3 separate regions of the Homo sapiens genome follow, and regions 1 and 2 are each linked to region 3. A link is a loop called in an ENCODE intact Hi-C map of the cell type or tissue named here. Cell type or tissue: chondrocyte. All regions are shown on one strand. Links, peaks and the distances in the headings refer to the core of each region. The heading gives the core; the rest is flanking DNA. Region 1 holds the start of SNHG30 (small nucleolar RNA host gene 30). Region 2 has its middle 58 kb from the start of CCL1. Region 3 holds the start of LIG3 (DNA ligase 3).

Region 1 (5,409 bases), core at 143-5,142, 590 kb after region 3:
GAAAGCCTTACTATTAGCTGGAAGAATAAGACACACGTCCCTGCTGGGCTCGGTGGCTCACGACTGTAATCCCAGCACTTTCGGAGGCCAAGGTGGGTGGGTGGATCACTTGAGGTCAAGAGTTCGAGACCAGCCTGGCCAACATGGCGAAACCCCATCTCTACTAAAAATAAAAGAATCAGCCGGGTGTGGTAGTGCATGCCTGTAATCCCACCTATTTGGGAGGCTGAGCCAGGAGAATTGCTTGAGCCCAGGAGGCAGGGGTTGCAGTGAGCTGAGATCATTCACAATCTAAAGAGGGAAAACATGTACTAAACAACTCATAACAATACAACATACACAATAACATCAACTGAGCACTCTATGTATTAGGCATTGTTGTCATTGATCTTGTAACAGTTCTATTAGGTAGATGCTATTATTAGCCTCCTTTTTACAAATAGTGATACTGAAGAACAAAGAATTCAAGTTACTTGCCAAAATAGTCCACATACATGACCACTACGCTCTAGTACCACTCTAAAGAGTTTGCAATGTATGAGCAGTGTTCTCTAGGTGTTCTGAGGAGTGACAATAACTATGAGTGAGCATCAGAAAAGATTTCCTAGATGAGATGATTTGTGAGCTGGAACCTGTAAGTAAGAAAGCAACAGGTTTCCCCCTCTCTTCCTTTCTCCGCCATCGTGGTATGTGCTTGACTCTGCTTCTTGCCATGTCTTCTCACAAGACGTTTAGGATTAAGCAATTCCTGGCCAAGAAACAAAAGCAAAATCGTCCCATTCCCCAGTGGATTCAGATAAAAATTGGTAATAAAATCAGGTACAACTCCAAAAGGAGACATTGGAGAAGAACCAAGCTGGGTCTATAAGGAATTGCACATGAGATGGCACACGTATTTATGATGTCTGAAGGTCACAATCACATTATCATATCAACCTGAAAATGTCACCACTATCTGGAGAGTTGGACATGTTTTATTGGGGACATATTTTTTCTCTCTGAATCTGTTATGAACGCTTTGGTTGGCTGAGTTCAGTAATAAATATGTGAGACCTTTCATTTCAAAAAAAAAAAAGAAAGCAAGCAAGCAACAGGTTGAGAGAAAGGGAGATGGATGGGAGAAAGATAAACCAGGTAGAGGAAATAGCACGCGCAAAGGCACATTGTCTTCACTGTCTAATCTCTCCAATCCTTAACGAACGAAAGAGGCCTTGAGTGGGTCTGGTACAGAAGACTCTCCATTTTACTTCTTCATGTCCTTTTACCCATTCCTGTCTAACATTCATCACAATCCTCATTCGCCTTTCATATGCCACTCCTCTATTTCCACTGCCAATCTAATTTAAGCTCCTATTAGCTCTCACCTGGACCATTGCAATAGCTTTCCCTCCTTTCGCTCTCTGCCCCCCACCAATCTAAACACAGTTGAGGCCGGGCACGGTGGCTCACGCCTGTAATCCCAGCACTGTGGGAGGCCGAGGCGGTAGGATCACCTGAGGTCAGGAGTTCAAGACCAGCCTGGCCAACACGTTGAAACCCCGTCTCTACAAAAGTACAAAAATTAGCCCGGCATGATGATGGGTGTCTGTAATACAGCTACTCGGGAGGCTGAGGCACGAGAACCGCTTGAACCTGGGAGGCGGAGGTTGCAGTGAGCCGAGATCGCGCCACTACACTGCAGCCTGGGCGACAGAGCGAAACTCCATCTCAGGAAAATAAATAAATAAATAAATAAATAAATAAATAAATAAATAAAATCAGCCGGGCGTGGTGACGCCTGCCTGTAATCCAAGCTGCTCAGAAGGCCGAAGCAGGAGAATAGCCTGAGCCTGGGAGGCGGAAGTGGCAGTGAGCCGAGATCGCGCCACTGCACTCCAGCCTGGGCGACTTGAGTGAGACCCTGTCACAAAAAAAAAAAAAAAAAAAACCCAAAACCATTTCTTCCCGCAATCCCAGGGCACACACACTATAATCCTGCCTCAAATGCTCATTCCCAGTTATGAAACAGGGTACAGGCAAAACCACTCTGCCTAACAGTCACCCCGACGGCCGACGGCGAGGAATTGTGGAGGGGGCGGGGGAGAATTGCTCAGAACTTGGAAAGCGACTGGTCTCTCAGGATAGAGACCGCGACGCAAAGAAGTGACGGAAAAGATGCGTCCGCCATCCCTTTTGCTCCACCCCTGACGTTGGCCTCGGCCTTCGATTGGCTGCTCCTCCCACCAGCCCCGCCTCAGGGGCGCCCACGTGACCCGATGGCCGCCGTGGGATTGGTTGTTCGGCGAGAGCCGCGCTAGGCTGTAAGACCTGAGCCGGGCGGAGAAGCAAAGGAGAGGGAAGCTGGAAGCACCTTTGGCCCGGGACAGAAATCTGGAGAGCTTGGCTACCTCCATCCTCCTCAGGCCGGAGCAGGCTTCCTGAGAGAGTCCAGGTCGTAGGAGTTTTACGACTTAGAAAAGCGGGCTGCAGATTCCTTCCTGGGTGTTTGGTTCAAGCCTTGGCTCCAGCCTCACTCTCAGTCTTCCCGGGAGTTCGTGGGATTTGGACCTTAGATTATTAGTATTATTTTGAGGGCCTCCTGTGTGTAAGCACTGGTTGTGCGCAGATGGCTGTGCAGAGGGCCATGAGGTAGAGGCTGGGGAAATGAGGGCTTGGAGGTGCTTGAGGTATGGTCTTTACCTACGTGAAATGTTGGAGGTAAGTCGGATTTATAACTTGTGTTGATGCTTTTATAATCTAGGAGCTTAGGGTTTAGTAGGAAGAGTCGCTCATTCAATGAATTAAACGCTCATTCCTATGTACTAGGCACCATTCCGAGTGCAGTGGCTACAAAGACTAGTAGAACATAGTCCTGGTTCTTTAGGAACTCTGTGATTGGGCAAGTGGGAGAGAGGGCGGAAAACGTGAACTGGTGAGTAGTTGGCGTGTGATGCGTGCCGTAGTGGAAGAAAGTGCTGTGAGAGTTAGAAGAGGGGGATGATTGAAGGAATTAAGGACATTTAACAGAAAGTGATATTTGAGTAAAGTTTATTTTTGTTTTGTTTTTTTTTTTTTTTTGAGACGGGAGTCTCGCTCTGCCTCCCAGGTTGGAGTCCAGTGGCGCTATCTCGGCTCACTGCAACCGCCGCCTCCCGGGTTCAAGCAGTTCTCAGCCTCAGCCTCCCAAGTAGCTGGGATTACAGGCGCACACCACCACGCCCGGCTAATTTTTGCGTTTTTAGTAGAGATGGGGTTTCACCATGTTGGCCAGGCTGGTCTTGAACTCCTGACCTCGTGATCCACCCGCCTCGGCCTCCCAAAGTGCTGGGATTACAGGCCAAAGCCACCGCTCCCGGCCTTGAGTAAAGTTTAAAAAGTATACTTAGGGTGGGTATTTATCCCTCCATGAAAGCGCCTTTTACTCAGCCAGCACAGAGCCATCCCTTTGCCCTTCCAGATGCCTGACTGGGACCTTGCTTATGGATGTGTGAGCTTTTAATCTCTGGCTGTAATCTTACCCACTTCAACCTAAACTTGGAATGATTACTCTTGACCCTTTTTTTGAGTGATAAGGCAAATCTCCCCACACCTGGGCATTTTAAAGTTATATACTGTATGTTTAAATATCCCCCTTAAAAAGCCTGAGCTATATAACAATCTAGATGTGTCTATCTTACTCTTTTCCCACAAACTAAGAATCCAAATAATGTTAAAAATCTTTAAAAAAAAAAAAAAAAGTATACTCAGGTTTTCTCCCCATCGAAAGGGGTGGAGAAAGCACTCCAGGAACTAGGAAAATGTACCTGCCGCATGTGGCTGGAGCACATGGGAGGTTTGCCCAGCTGATGATGAAGCAGATAGGGAGTTCAACTTGTAAAGATCTTGAATTACATGGTAGTCTGGCTGTCTGGATCTTAAAATACAAAGTGAAATAGGTACCACAAAACAGGTATTAAGGTGCTTTCATAATTCAGAAGGAGGACAGATACTTCCTGTTGGATTGATGAAAAAAGGCTTCATGCAAAAGATGGCATTTTGAAGGGTTGCAAACTGCAGGGATAGGATTTTGAAGTACAGGAAGGATTTCTACACAGGGGGAAAGACTTTCTAGATGGAGGGCATAAGGTCAAATAGAGCCAATATGAGGACTAAGGAATAATCTGGGTTGATTAGACTGTAAGATATGTTTGGGGGCCCGGCACGGTGGCTCACACCTATAATCCCAGCACCTGGGAGGCCAAGGCAGGTGGATCACTTGAGGTCAGGAGTTTAAGACCAGTCTGGCCAACATGGCGAAACCCTGTCTCTACTAAAAATACAAAAATTAGTTGGGCATGGTGGCTCATGCCTGTAATCCCACCTACTTGGGAAGCTGAGGCAGGAGAATCGCTTGAACCCAGGAGGCTGAGTTTGCAGTGAGCTGAGATTGCACCACTGCACTGCAGCCTGGGCGACAGAGCGAGACTCTATCTCAAACAAACAAACAAACAAAAGACATGTTTGGGTTATTTATGGTGTATTTAAGGATAAATATTGGTCTGTTTTGAAACATCTTGATTGCTAAACAAAGTCGTTAGGACTTTATTTCCTAGACTATGGGGAGCAACTGAATGCTTGTGAGTAATCACACCTCCATATATAAGGGTTAGTATGTGTGTAAGATTCAAAGTACATTGGATGGGAGAGAAACTGGAGGCAGGAGGCCCATTGAGATAGCAGTATTGTCTGCCAGAAGGAACGTGGGTTTTAGAGCCAAGCACTCATTGGTTCAGAGCTTGGCTTTGCTCACAAGTTTCATTATTTTTGGCAGATTTATTTAAGTTATTAAGCTCTGATCTCTGTCTCAAAAGAGGGAAAGTAACTGATGAAGTGCCTGTTACACAATGGTTATGCTTGAATGCTTAAACAGAGGCTGAGGCCTCTGTTTTCTTTTTCTTTCTTTCTTTCTCTTTCTTTCTTTCTTTCTTTCTTTCTTTCTTTCTTTCTCTTTCTTTTTTTCCTTCTTTCCTTCTTTCCTTCTTTCCTTCCTTCCTTCTTTCCTTCCTTCCTTCTTTCCTTCTTTCTTTCTTTCTTTTTCTTTCTTTCTTTCTTTTTTTTTTTTTTTTTTGAGACAGGATCTCACTCTTGTCGCCCAGGCTGGAGTGCAGTGGTGCAATCTCAGCTCACTGCAACCTCCGCCTCCCAGGTTCAAGCTGTTGTCCTGCCTCAGCCTCTTGAGTAGCTGGCATTACAGGCGCCTGCCATCATGCCCGGCTAATTTTTGTACTTTTAATAGAGACGGGGTTTCGCCACGTTGGCCAGGCTGGTCTGGAACTCCTGGCCTCAGGGGACCTGCCTGCCTCGGCCTCCCAAAGTGCTGGGATTAGAGGTGCGAACCACTGCGCCTGACCTAGTTTTCCTCTTTATGGAGCTTAGTTGCTGAATAGTGAA
Region 2 (5,409 bases), core at 86-5,085, 560 kb before region 3:
ACAGACAGTGTAATGTACGTGGATGGATAGTTTTTGAAGTAAAGGAGGAATGAGGGTGTATGACTGCTCCTCTGCCAGGCATCCAATCGGGTTCCAGGTGTTTCACTGTAGCTGGATGACCTGTGGCAAATCCATTTGTCTCTCCAGACCTCAGCACTCTCCTCTGTCAATGAAAAGGCTTCAGAATAGATGTCCCAGAAACAGACCCAAATAATATCATAATGTCCAGGTTCTGCCCCCGCATACTCAGCCTTGTACTTGCCCAAGGAATTCACCTCTCTGAACTTCAGTCCCATTCATGGGGACCATCTCCCCACTTTGCCCTGCCTGTGGGTACACACTCTTTAAGCTGTAAATCACTATACATAGCTGGGAGTTTGTCTTGTTAGCCATGCTGCTCCCGCTCAGGCCTGCCTCAGCCCATCTGCTGTCATTTCTGCCCACTCGAGTTAAGCCATCTGCAAATAGCAAGAGAGTGTTCTCTCTGATGGCTCTTGGGGCTGCGCCCTTTCTGCTTTTTCTGTGGCAAAGCCTGTTTGCCCTCTCTCCAGAAACACGGCTGGGCAGACAGGAGCCCTGAACAGCTCCCTCAGACATGTACCAGGCTCTCTCATGCTTGGCTCTGCCATGGTTGACCCAGCCTTGTGGGGGGTCCCAGGCAGAGGGCTAACAGCTCCTTGGGAGTCCACAGCTGTATGGTCCAATACAGTCCATAGATTTCAGCAGTGGTCTTGATGACCCATGCCCCGAAGCACTGCCTTCTCTAAGTGGATAGACTTGTTCTCATTTCATTAAAGACCCAGGTCCTGGGAAGAGAAAGTGGCCCCTACTAGCTGATCACTGAGGCACTGAGTCATGACAATCTGGCTGCAGAATCCACTCCTCAAGGGGGTTCAGGATTAGAATGTGCAAGAACATAGGAGGTGAGAGCCTGAGAGGCCTTTGGAGACAATCTGGTCCACCTGCTCCTGGGACAGATGGAGAAACCAAAGCCAGAAAGAGCTGTGATGTGCCCTAGGTCACATAGCTGTCAGCAGCAGAGTTCAGACAGAAGCCCATCCTCCTGCCTGACCCCTACCCCTGGCTTGTGCACACAACCCAATCATTACCTCTGTCTGAGAGGGTAGGAGGAGGAAGGCCCAGCAGAGGCCCAGAGAGGCCAGATCATCTCTCCAGGCCTCCGTGCCTTGGAAGGGAGAGTTCTCGTGTCTCCTTATCCCTACCCATAGCCCTTGGCCCTATTGTCTCCAGTGCTTCCTGAAGACTGGGATTATGGGAGGCAAAGCACTGGGCGGGTTGCTCTAGACATCTGCCCCTGGGTCTTTATGGCAGCCTCTCCTCTGGCCTCTCTGAGGCAAGACTATTCTTCCTCATCCTGTTTGCCCGGAGCCTGCCGGGCACAAGGTGGCCATAGATTCTATCTTCCAAACTGGGACACATTGAAGCCCAGAGGGGACTCAATGAATAGTTATGCGGGAACACCTTGTGTAAACTGAGGCTGCCCCAGATACACCTGGACCTGTGCTTTTCCTGGCCAAGCCAGGTTCTTTTGTGACATGATTTGAGTAATGTTTCCATCATCTATTTTTTCATCCCTCTTCTTTCTACCTGGCTAATCTCTACTCGTCCTTCAAGACAAGTTGAAACCTCACAGTTTCTAAGAATTATAGCCTTCCTTACGGCCCAAAAACAAGTTTAATTCCTTTTGCCTCTGCATCCAAACGGCTTGGCTAATACCTTTATTATAGCACCTGACACCTTTTCTTGGATCACAGCTTCTCAACCCTGGCACTTATTGACATTTTGGGCCAGATAATTCCTTGTTGCAGGAAGATGTCCTGCGCATCACAGAATCTTTTGTAACATTCCTGGCCTCTACCCACCAGATGCCAGTAGCAACCCACCCTACCCCCATCTGATTGTAACAACTGAAAAAATGTCTCCAGATACTAACCAAATCATCCCCAGCTGAGAGCCACTGTCTAAATGTTGTGTTTGTGCGTCTTTTTTTACACTATGTGGTGATTTCTGAGAGAGTATTTTATCATCTTCTGTGCTTGTCAGTTCCCAGCACATAGTAGGTGCTTAGTAGAAACTGTCTGCTGAATGAATGAGTGACTTGAACAAGAAGAAACGCAGAAAGGTGGCTAGGGTGCCAGCTCGGTTGGATGCATTCTCAGTCATGACCACTAGAGGGCAGAAAAGGCCTGCCAAAAGCACACAACGGAGTCCAGGAAAGAGGAGATCCCAATGCCAGAGCCAGGGGTCCTTGCCTGGCTCTTGGGGCTGCGGTGACAGGGCCACAGTCTCTCCTGCTAGTTCCTTGTCATCTCCCCGATCTATAAATATTGCTGTTCCCAGGGCTCAGTGCTCAGACCTATTCTCTATTTCCTATCTATTCTCCTTGTGTGTTCTCATCTAGGATCATGATTTTAAAAATCATCTACATGCTGATAACTCCCAAATTTATATATCTAGCCCACACATCTCTTAAATGCCATACATGTATTTCAATCACCTACCTGAATCTCCATGTGAAGATCTAATTAATAGGCCTCTGAAGCTTAACACAGCCAAACTTGAACTCCTGGGATCCTTCCCTTCCCTCCTCCCCAAACTCACTCTATCCCAGTCCTTACCATCTCAGCAAATGGTGACTCCATCCTTCCAATGGTCCAGGCCTAAAACCTTGGCCTCACTTTTCCTCTCACTAACCTATATTCAGTCTGTCAGCAGATACTCCAGGCTCTACCTCTAACCCGCATGAGCATCTTATCTGCGCTAACACCTTGGTGCAGGCCACCATCATCTGTCACCTGGGCTATCTATGGCAGCAGCCTCCAAACTGATCCCCTGATTTCACCTCTTGCCCTTTGTCTATTCTCACGGCAGCTGAAGGAATCCTAAGCCATGAGGACTCTGGTCCTACCACTTCTCTAGTGAAGAGTCTGCTAATGGCTTCCATCTCTCTCAGACAATGACCAAAAATCTTACAAGGCCAACAGGGCCCACCATGCTCCACTCCCTCCATCATCGCCTCTCTGACATCTCCAACAACCCCCAGCCCACACCCCAGCATGCTGGTTCCCTCTTCCTCCAGACACGCCAGGCACAAGCCCGCTTCATGTTTATTCCTGATGTTCCATGGACCTTCCCCAGCTTCCCCTCCCAGCCCTGTTTCTTGGCTTATTTTCTTCCATAGCAGTTATGGCAAACTGATCTACTAGATGTTGTAGTTTCTTATCTGTTGCCTTTCTATGTCCAATTGTGGTCTCACTAGGGAAAGGGATTTTTTTTTTTAGTCTAATTTGTCCACTGCTGTCTCTCCAGGGCACGGCACACAGTAAGTGATCAATAAGTAGTTATGGAGTGATGAATGAGTGAATGAAGAGAGTGAGTTCCGACAAATCCTGAGTTTACTAGGGAGAAATCCAGTCTCAGCCCAGTTGGCTTTCCTAAGAAGATCTTCCAAGAAAGAGTTGACTTTGTCCAAAACAGAACAGAGAATTTCCCTGGAGTTTGAGAAAAGTGGAGGGAGGGAGACTGACAGTTATTGGACACCTATTAGGGTTAAGAGGATGGACTCTGGAGCCCAACACATTGGGCTTAAATCCCAGTTTCACCGCTTACTTCCTGTGGGACTGCAGTTAAGTCCGTTAATATCTTCATGCCTCAGTTTCACAACTGGAAATTGAGGATAGTAACAATACTAGCCTGGTAGGGCTGTTATGAGGATTAAGTGAGTTGATATATGCAAAGCACCCAGAATAATGATTGACACTTAGTAAGAGCTCTCTAAGGATCAGTTACCACTGTTGTGTGCTTTACATATCCCATTTGATGCTTATAATAATGCTGTTGGGTAAATAATGTTACTAGCCCATTTTGCAGGTGAGAATGTTGACACTCAAAGGCAAACAGTTGCTTATCCGAGACCTCACAGCTAGTGAGAGGTGACCGCAGTGCAGCTCTTTCTGACTTCATTCCCATCAAAAAGGGTGTGGGTGTCCCCTGAGCTTCTCCTTCCTCTCATCCCTCACTCTGTTTTCTGCTGCTGCCACCACCATCAAGGTGGCCTGTGCTTAACAGCCCCTGCTTTTTAACTCCTGCCCAAGGGAGAACACAAACTCTTTCCGACTCTACTAGCACCAGCAAAGCAGGCTGCATCTTAAAGAGAACTGTGATAAACATCAAAGCAGCCAGATTCCTCAGGTGGGGGATTCTGATCCTAAGCTGATGCCCCCCTCATCCCTCTGTCCCCAGGAAGAAGAGACCACCAGCCCACAGGCAGACAGCACCTGTCCCTGCTGCACTTGGTACCCATCCCCTTCCCAGGCACTCCCCGGCCAACTGAGATTCAGTGGGTCCAAGAGGGAGCTGGAATCAGTATTTTAGCAGGCTCCCAAGGCAATTTTTGTCTTGGGGAAGTTTGAAAAAGACTGGCATAGACCTTAAGGGCATGGACTCTGGAATGAAACTGCCTAGAGTTCAAACTCTAGCTCCATCCTTTCCTGTGTGACCATGGACAGGTTTCTCGACCTCTCTGAATTTCTATTTTCTTCTATGTGAGATGTGGGTAATAAAACTGTCTAGCTTATAGAGTTGAGAGAGGATTAAATGAAATCATGCATGTAAAGTGCTTAACACAATAGCCAGCACTCAACAAACATTATTATGATCAATATTGTTGTTTTTAGTATTATCCAAAGTGAAGCAGCCTAGATTTTCAGATTCCCTTGGACCCAAAGTTCAGTGCAGGTGCCTTCACACCTTTGGAGGGGGGGGAGCTGACACACACCGTCACTCTGGTCATGTCTCCCTGGACCTCACAGACCCCACATAACCAGAACTGCACATGCAGTAGGGTGAGGGGCCAGCTCTGACACTCCAGCCCCTGCACTGAGGTGGGAAGTTACACAGTAGGGTGAGGCCAGCACTGGGCCCAGAGCCTGGCACAAAGCCCAGGTGCCTGGGAGGGCCTGAATAGCACCTCTTTGCCTTAGGGAGCCGGGGCTAGATGCTGCTGACTGGCTCCAAATGCAGCCTCTTTACCTGGAGTCACACAGCCCTTCAGAAAATCAGAGGTGCTCCCCTTCCTGTGTCCATGTGTTCTCATTGTTCAATTCCCACCTATGAGTGAGAACATGCGGTGTTTGGTTTTTTGTCCTTGCGATAGTTTGCTGAGAATGATGGTTTCCAGCTTCATCCATGTCCCTACAAAGGACATGAACTCATCATTTTTTACGGCTGCATAGTATTCCATGGTGTATATGTGCCACATTTTCTTAATCCAGTCTATCATTGTTGGACATTTGGGTCGGTTCCAAGTCTTTGCTATTGTGAATAGTGCCGCAATAAACATACGTGTGCATGTGTCTGTTGTGGGGTGGGGGGAGCGGGGAGGGATAG
Region 3 (5,409 bases), core at 237-5,236:
GAAACCCCGTCTCTACTAAAAATACAAAAATTAGCCAGGCGTGGTGGCGGGTGCCTGTAATTCCAGCTACTCAGGAGGCTGAGGGAGGAGAATTGCTTGAACCTAGGAGGCAGAGGTTGCAGTGAGCCAAAATCCTGCCACTGCACTCCAGCCTGGGCGACAAGAACAAAACTCTGTCGCAAAAAAAAAAAAAAAAAATTATTAGCCCATTGTGGTGGCAAGGGCCTGTAATCCCAGCTACTTGGGAGGCTGAGGCAGGAGAATCACTTGAACCTGGGAGGCAGAGGTTGCAGTGAGCCAAGATCGTGGCACTGCACTCCAGCCTGGGCGACACAGCGAGACTCTGTCTCAAAAATAACTAAATTAATTAATTTAATTTAATGACAATAAAAGGTATAGTATACTAAATATATAAACCAGCAACATCGTCCTTTATTATCATTATAAAGTTTTATATACTGTACATAATAGTGTGTGCTATGCTTTTATACAACTGGCAATGGAGTAGGTTCGTTTCCACCAGCATCTCCACAAACACATGAGTAATGTGCTGTCACTATATGATAGGGATTTTTCAGCTCCATTATAATCTTATGGGACCACCCTCATATATTTGGTCCATTGTTGGCCTAAATGTCATTATGTGGTACATATTATTAATGAGATATTTTACTTTTTTTAGTATGAATTTTTTGGTGTGTATTTTCTTCACTTATAGCACATCTCAATTCCATGCAACATTCAAGTGCTCAATAGTCACGTGTGGCTAGTGATTACAGCATTGGAAAAAGACAGATACGGTTGAGGAAACTTAAAAAAATGTAGCAAATGTAGTTGTAGAGACGTGCTCAAGATCACTCAATTATCATAGCTAGGACGTGAGTCTCCAGCGACCTTCCAATTGCCTGGTTGAACCAAAGCCCTGGTTCATTCTGCTGCGCATTAAAAGCAGGCTTTACTCCCCTCCAAACAGTAGAATCGCAGTTAAACTTAGTCAAACAAACTTAATGTATCCAATACAAAACTCATCTTTCTAACCCTAACACCTCCTCTTCCTCTCTATTTTCTATTTCAGTTGATGGTACCATTATGTTTCTGCTCACTCAAATTATTATTATTTTATCCATAAACGAGCACTTTATCTAGAAGATCATTTAAATTCTAAATGATCTTCAAAAACGCACTTTACTCTCCACCCTAACTAGCTGAATCATCTCCCACATGGGTCACTATGAGAGCCTTCTGATTTGTTCCCTTGCCTCAGTCTCTCCCCACCCAGCTTCAGCAGTATTCCCTAAGACTCTTCATGGCTCTCCGTCCTCTACAGAGTAAAGACGACACTCTTCATCACACAGCACAGAATTCTCTCGGGAACCTGTTCTTTGCTTACCTAACAAGGCCCAGTTGTTTGCTCTTCCTAGACTCTGAAGAGGTCACTTACCCTCAGGCTGCTACATTTGTAAAAATCGCCATCCCAACTCTCAAAGAGCTGGCTTCAGATTTGAGATAATACACTTTGAATGATATACAATCAAGGAGTTTCTCCTCCATCACTCCTTTACATTTTATATCTATCTGCTGTTTAGTGCCTCGTCTCAATTCCATGAAAGCTACTGAATACAAACTATTTACTAGGGAGTCTGCGGGACACAAACAGAGGGATTATATTTAAAAAATAGATTGACGCGATCTTTGCCTTCCCCGACCTCATTACAATATAGTTTCTCCACCAATATCTTTAAAAACAGATCCTCTCTAACAGTATGAGAAAATCAAGGGGAGCCTCGGAAGTTCAGGCCAGGCTGCGTTCCGAGGAGCCGCCACGTCCCCCCACCTCCGCTTCCCGGGCCGCGATTGCAGGTTGAAAACTACTCCCAAACATCACAGGGCAGGCAGAATGCAACTACGACCCACGTGGCAGACGGGGGCGGGGACCGGTCGCGTGGCCGCGGCCTTGGCTCTTGCGCCTGCGCGCTGCCTCCCGCTCTAGGACCCGGATTTAAAGAGACAGGCGCTCCAACCGTCGTGGGCTGCCCGCGGCCTGTAATGAGCAAGTTCCGAGGCCTACGGTGAGCGCCGGAGCCGGAGAGGCAGGTGAGGGGCTACGCGGCGCGGCACGGCGCGGCGGGGCCCGGCGTGGGGAAGGCAGCGGGCCCGGGGCGAGGAGCTCGGCGCGGCCGGGGAGCCAGCCCCCCGGCTCCTCCCCCGCCCGCCTGCGGAGCCCCGGGGCACACCCTCCGTGACGTGGCGGCCCTCCCGGGAGCCCAGGGGGAGGCTCGCGGCTCCCCGGGACCCCCACGGGGCCGCGTGAGGCGGGGAGGCCGGCGCCCGGGCTGTGTTCCCTGTGGAACCCACGGGGCCTTCTCGTACCCTGGCCCGGCGTGCGTCCTCCTGCGCTGAACCGGGAGCGCTCGGGTGGGACTCAGGGAGCCTTGATCACTTCCCGCCTGCGTCCCGGACCCGGTGGAGGAGCGCTCCTTTCTGCCTCGCCGGGGGTCGCGGCCTACGCCGCCGACCCCACTGTCCCCGCCACTCTCCGACAGCGGCGCGGGAAGCCCTTCGAGAAAAGCGGCGGCGGCCAGGCCTCAGCGATTTCCTTCTCGGGCCCCTGGGCTGCGGCAGTTGTGAGGGTGCGGAACGAGGGACAGACGGGTTTCCTCAAAGCTGCATTGTGCCTCCTCGTGGCCCAGCGCCTCCCGAGCCTCCCTCAAGTCCACTCCTTTCATTATTGGGGCCCTAGAGGTTGCTCTGTAAATTGATCTTCTAGGAAAAGTGTTGAAACTCACTTGTTCTGACCTCCTTTTATGGGTCTGCCGTACTTCCACTTACCTCACCTCTGTGGTTCTTAAACTTTGGGAGTTATATAGCCCTTTGTGAATATCACGAAAGTGATAGACCTCCTCCAAAAAACCGTGCATTTTTATCGAATGTACATTTTGTATACATTTTTAGAGAGCTCAGAACAGCCTCCCTCCCCCACAACCAGCGCATTCATGGATTCCTTGTAATTTTCCCAACTACCCTGTGAGGTAGGTATTATTTACCCTGCTTTAGAAATAAGAAAACAGATGCAGATAAATTAAGAGTTTTCTCCGAGGTAACAGTCAGTAAACTGTACAGTCAGACTTGCACTCCCATCCCTTATTCCAGGTCCACCAGCTTTCCTTCACATCATGTTGCACTACAGTAAGCAAAGCCTGCTTTTTATTATAACGTGACAGCAATTTTGCTTCACAGCGTGTGCAGACTGAACATAATTCCAGTATACTTAAAACTAGGACTATAAAATGCTTTAGAAAACATGAATATAAGAAGATGCTGATATAATCTTTTTCCATTTGGATTGATTTATGAGTTCCTGTGAGTCTTGCTGCCCAGTGACTTCAGCATTCTCTGATTCAAGTTGCTGAATGATAAACAGGTTAATTGCACATCGGAAGCCTCTTCTTGAAAGATAACGACGTCACCGATCATAATAGGAGCTGACGTTAATGAGAGCTCTTGCTGTGTGCCCAACTGTTTTAAGGGTTTTACTCTTAGAACAGCTCTTTAAGTTAGGCCCCATAATTAGCCACATTTTACAGATAAGGAAGCTCAGGAACAGAGGTAAGAAACCCATCAAGGTTATACAGCTGGTAAGTGGCTGAGTTAGGATTTGAACTCAGGCAGTCTGATTCCAGGCTCTGCTTAGTTGTCTCTCAATATAGGGATTCTAACTCAATTCCAAATCTATATAGTGGCTTGATTTCTGAGGATGGCATATGTGTTAAACTTCACAATAAAAACTTCATGAACATAATGTAATTTTTACTGGTGATTAAAACGAAACTTCAGGGCCAGGCACGGTGGCTCATGTCTGTAATCCCAGCACTTTGGGAGGCCGAGGCGGGCGAATCACCTGAGGTCGGGAGTTGGAGACTAGCCTGACCAACAAGAAGAAACCCCGTCTCCATTAAAAATACAAAAAAGTTAGCCGGGCGTGGTGGCGCATGCCTGTAATCCCAGCTACTAGGGAGGCTGAGGCAGGAGAATCGCTTGAACCCGAGAGGAGGAGGTTGCGGTGAGCCAAGATCGCGCCAATGTACTCCAGCCTGGGCAATTAAAGTGAAACTCCGCCTCAAAAAAAAAAAAAAAGAAAGTTCAGGATCTTGTAATACTTAAAGGTCATCATCCATTATGAGTATCATATGTTGCTGATGGCCTAAAAAGAGCTTTTATGTTATTTGGATTTTCTTCATTGTGATGTACTAGATGTACATGTGTGCATTAGATAATTGAACATCCTGCTGCGAGCTGGCTTTTCCTGTATCAGAACTCTTTCATGCTGTAGAGTAGACTATGAATGTAATACTTTGGAAAGTGTTTGATTAGTCATCATGGACTATATAAGACGCTGGCCTTTGGAAAATTGGAAGCCTATCTCCTTGTTTATATCTTTTTTTTTTTTTTTTGGCCTCCTACTCTTTCGTACAGCTATATGTCTTTGGCTTTCAAGATCTTCTTTCCACAAACCCTCCGTGCACTCAGCCGAAAAGAACTGTGCCTATTCCGAAAACATCACTGGCGTGATGTAAGACAATTCAGCCAGTGGTCAGAAACAGATCTGCTTCATGGACATCCCCTCTTCCTGAGAAGAAAGCCTGTTCTATCATTCCAGGGAAGCCATCTAAGATCACGTGCCACCTACCTTGTTTTCTTGCCAGGGTTGCATGTGGGACTCTGCAGTGGCCCCTGTGAGATGGCTGAGCAACGGTTCTGTGTGGACTATGCCAAGCGTGGCACAGCTGGCTGCAAAAAATGCAAGGAAAAGATTGTGAAGGGCGTATGCCGAATTGGCAAAGTGGTGCCCAATCCCTTCTCAGAGTCTGGGGGTGATATGAAAGAGTGGTACCACATTAAATGCATGTTTGAGAAACTAGAGCGGGCCCGGGCCACCACAAAAAAAATCGAGGACCTCACAGAGCTGGAAGGCTGGGAAGAGCTGGAAGATAATGAGAAGGAACAGATAACCCAGCACATTGCAGGTAAGGTAGAGAACACTGCTTTCTCATCTTACTGGTGCTGAGAGAAAAAGGGATAAGGAGTTCAACTGCTTTCTTTCTCTTTTTTTTAACTTTGCTCTTTTAGAGATGGGGTCTCACTCTGTTGCCTAGGCCAGTGTTTAATGTTGCATTCGTAGCTCACTGCAGCTTTGCACTGCTGGACTCAGGTCATCCTGACTCAGCCTCCCAAGTAGTTGGGATTACAGGCGCATGCCACCATGCCCAGCCTTTAACGTTTTATTTGGAAATAATTTTAAACTCACTGAAGTGTTGGAAGATTAAAAATAGTACAAAGAACATTCATATTCCTTTTACCCATATTTACCTATTAACATTTTACTCTATTTGCTTTATCATATTTGTTCAT

What was found. Hi-C counts contacts between places; a loop is a spot of excess contacts. Peaks named below come from ENCODE experiments on the same cell type or tissue, not always from the same donor. Only the 100,000 strongest peaks of a DNase experiment are listed, where the experiment ranks them.
Region 1: a loop joins it to region 3, with 2.5 times the contacts of the local background. A loop is called at or near these places in 6 of 110 quality-filtered maps.
Region 2: it touches region 3 in a loop (3-fold over the local background); 18 of 110 quality-filtered maps call a loop at or near these places.

Annotation. Positions count from the first base shown.
Region 1 is chr17:35,565,805-35,571,213 of GRCh38, forward strand. SNHG30 (small nucleolar RNA host gene 30) reads left to right here and starts at 2,310. Exons shown (of 2, transcript NR_135479.1): 1 at 2,310-2,697. It also overlaps the pseudogene RPL39P32. RefSeq lists enhancers at 1,664-2,346, 2,047-2,176. In chondrocyte, for the core only: no CTCF peak of the experiment used is centred there; a DNase peak (open chromatin) is centred at 2,247.
Region 2 is chr17:34,418,280-34,423,688 of GRCh38, forward strand. No RefSeq gene overlaps it. Among named protein-coding and RNA genes, the nearest start is that of CCL1, 58 kb to the left of the region's middle. In chondrocyte, for the core only: CTCF peaks have their summits at 2,188 (motif pointing right) and 2,419; no DNase peak of the experiment used is centred there.
Region 3 is chr17:34,978,529-34,983,937 of GRCh38, forward strand. It overlaps LIG3 (DNA ligase 3), which reads left to right and starts at 1,984. Exons shown (of 20, transcript NM_013975.4): 1 at 1,984-2,094; 2 at 4,474-5,024. The coding sequence starts at 4,478. RefSeq lists a silencer at 2,009-2,438. In chondrocyte, for the core only: CTCF peaks have their summits at 2,709 (motif pointing left) and 2,918; DNase peaks (open chromatin) are centred at 1,953 and 2,323.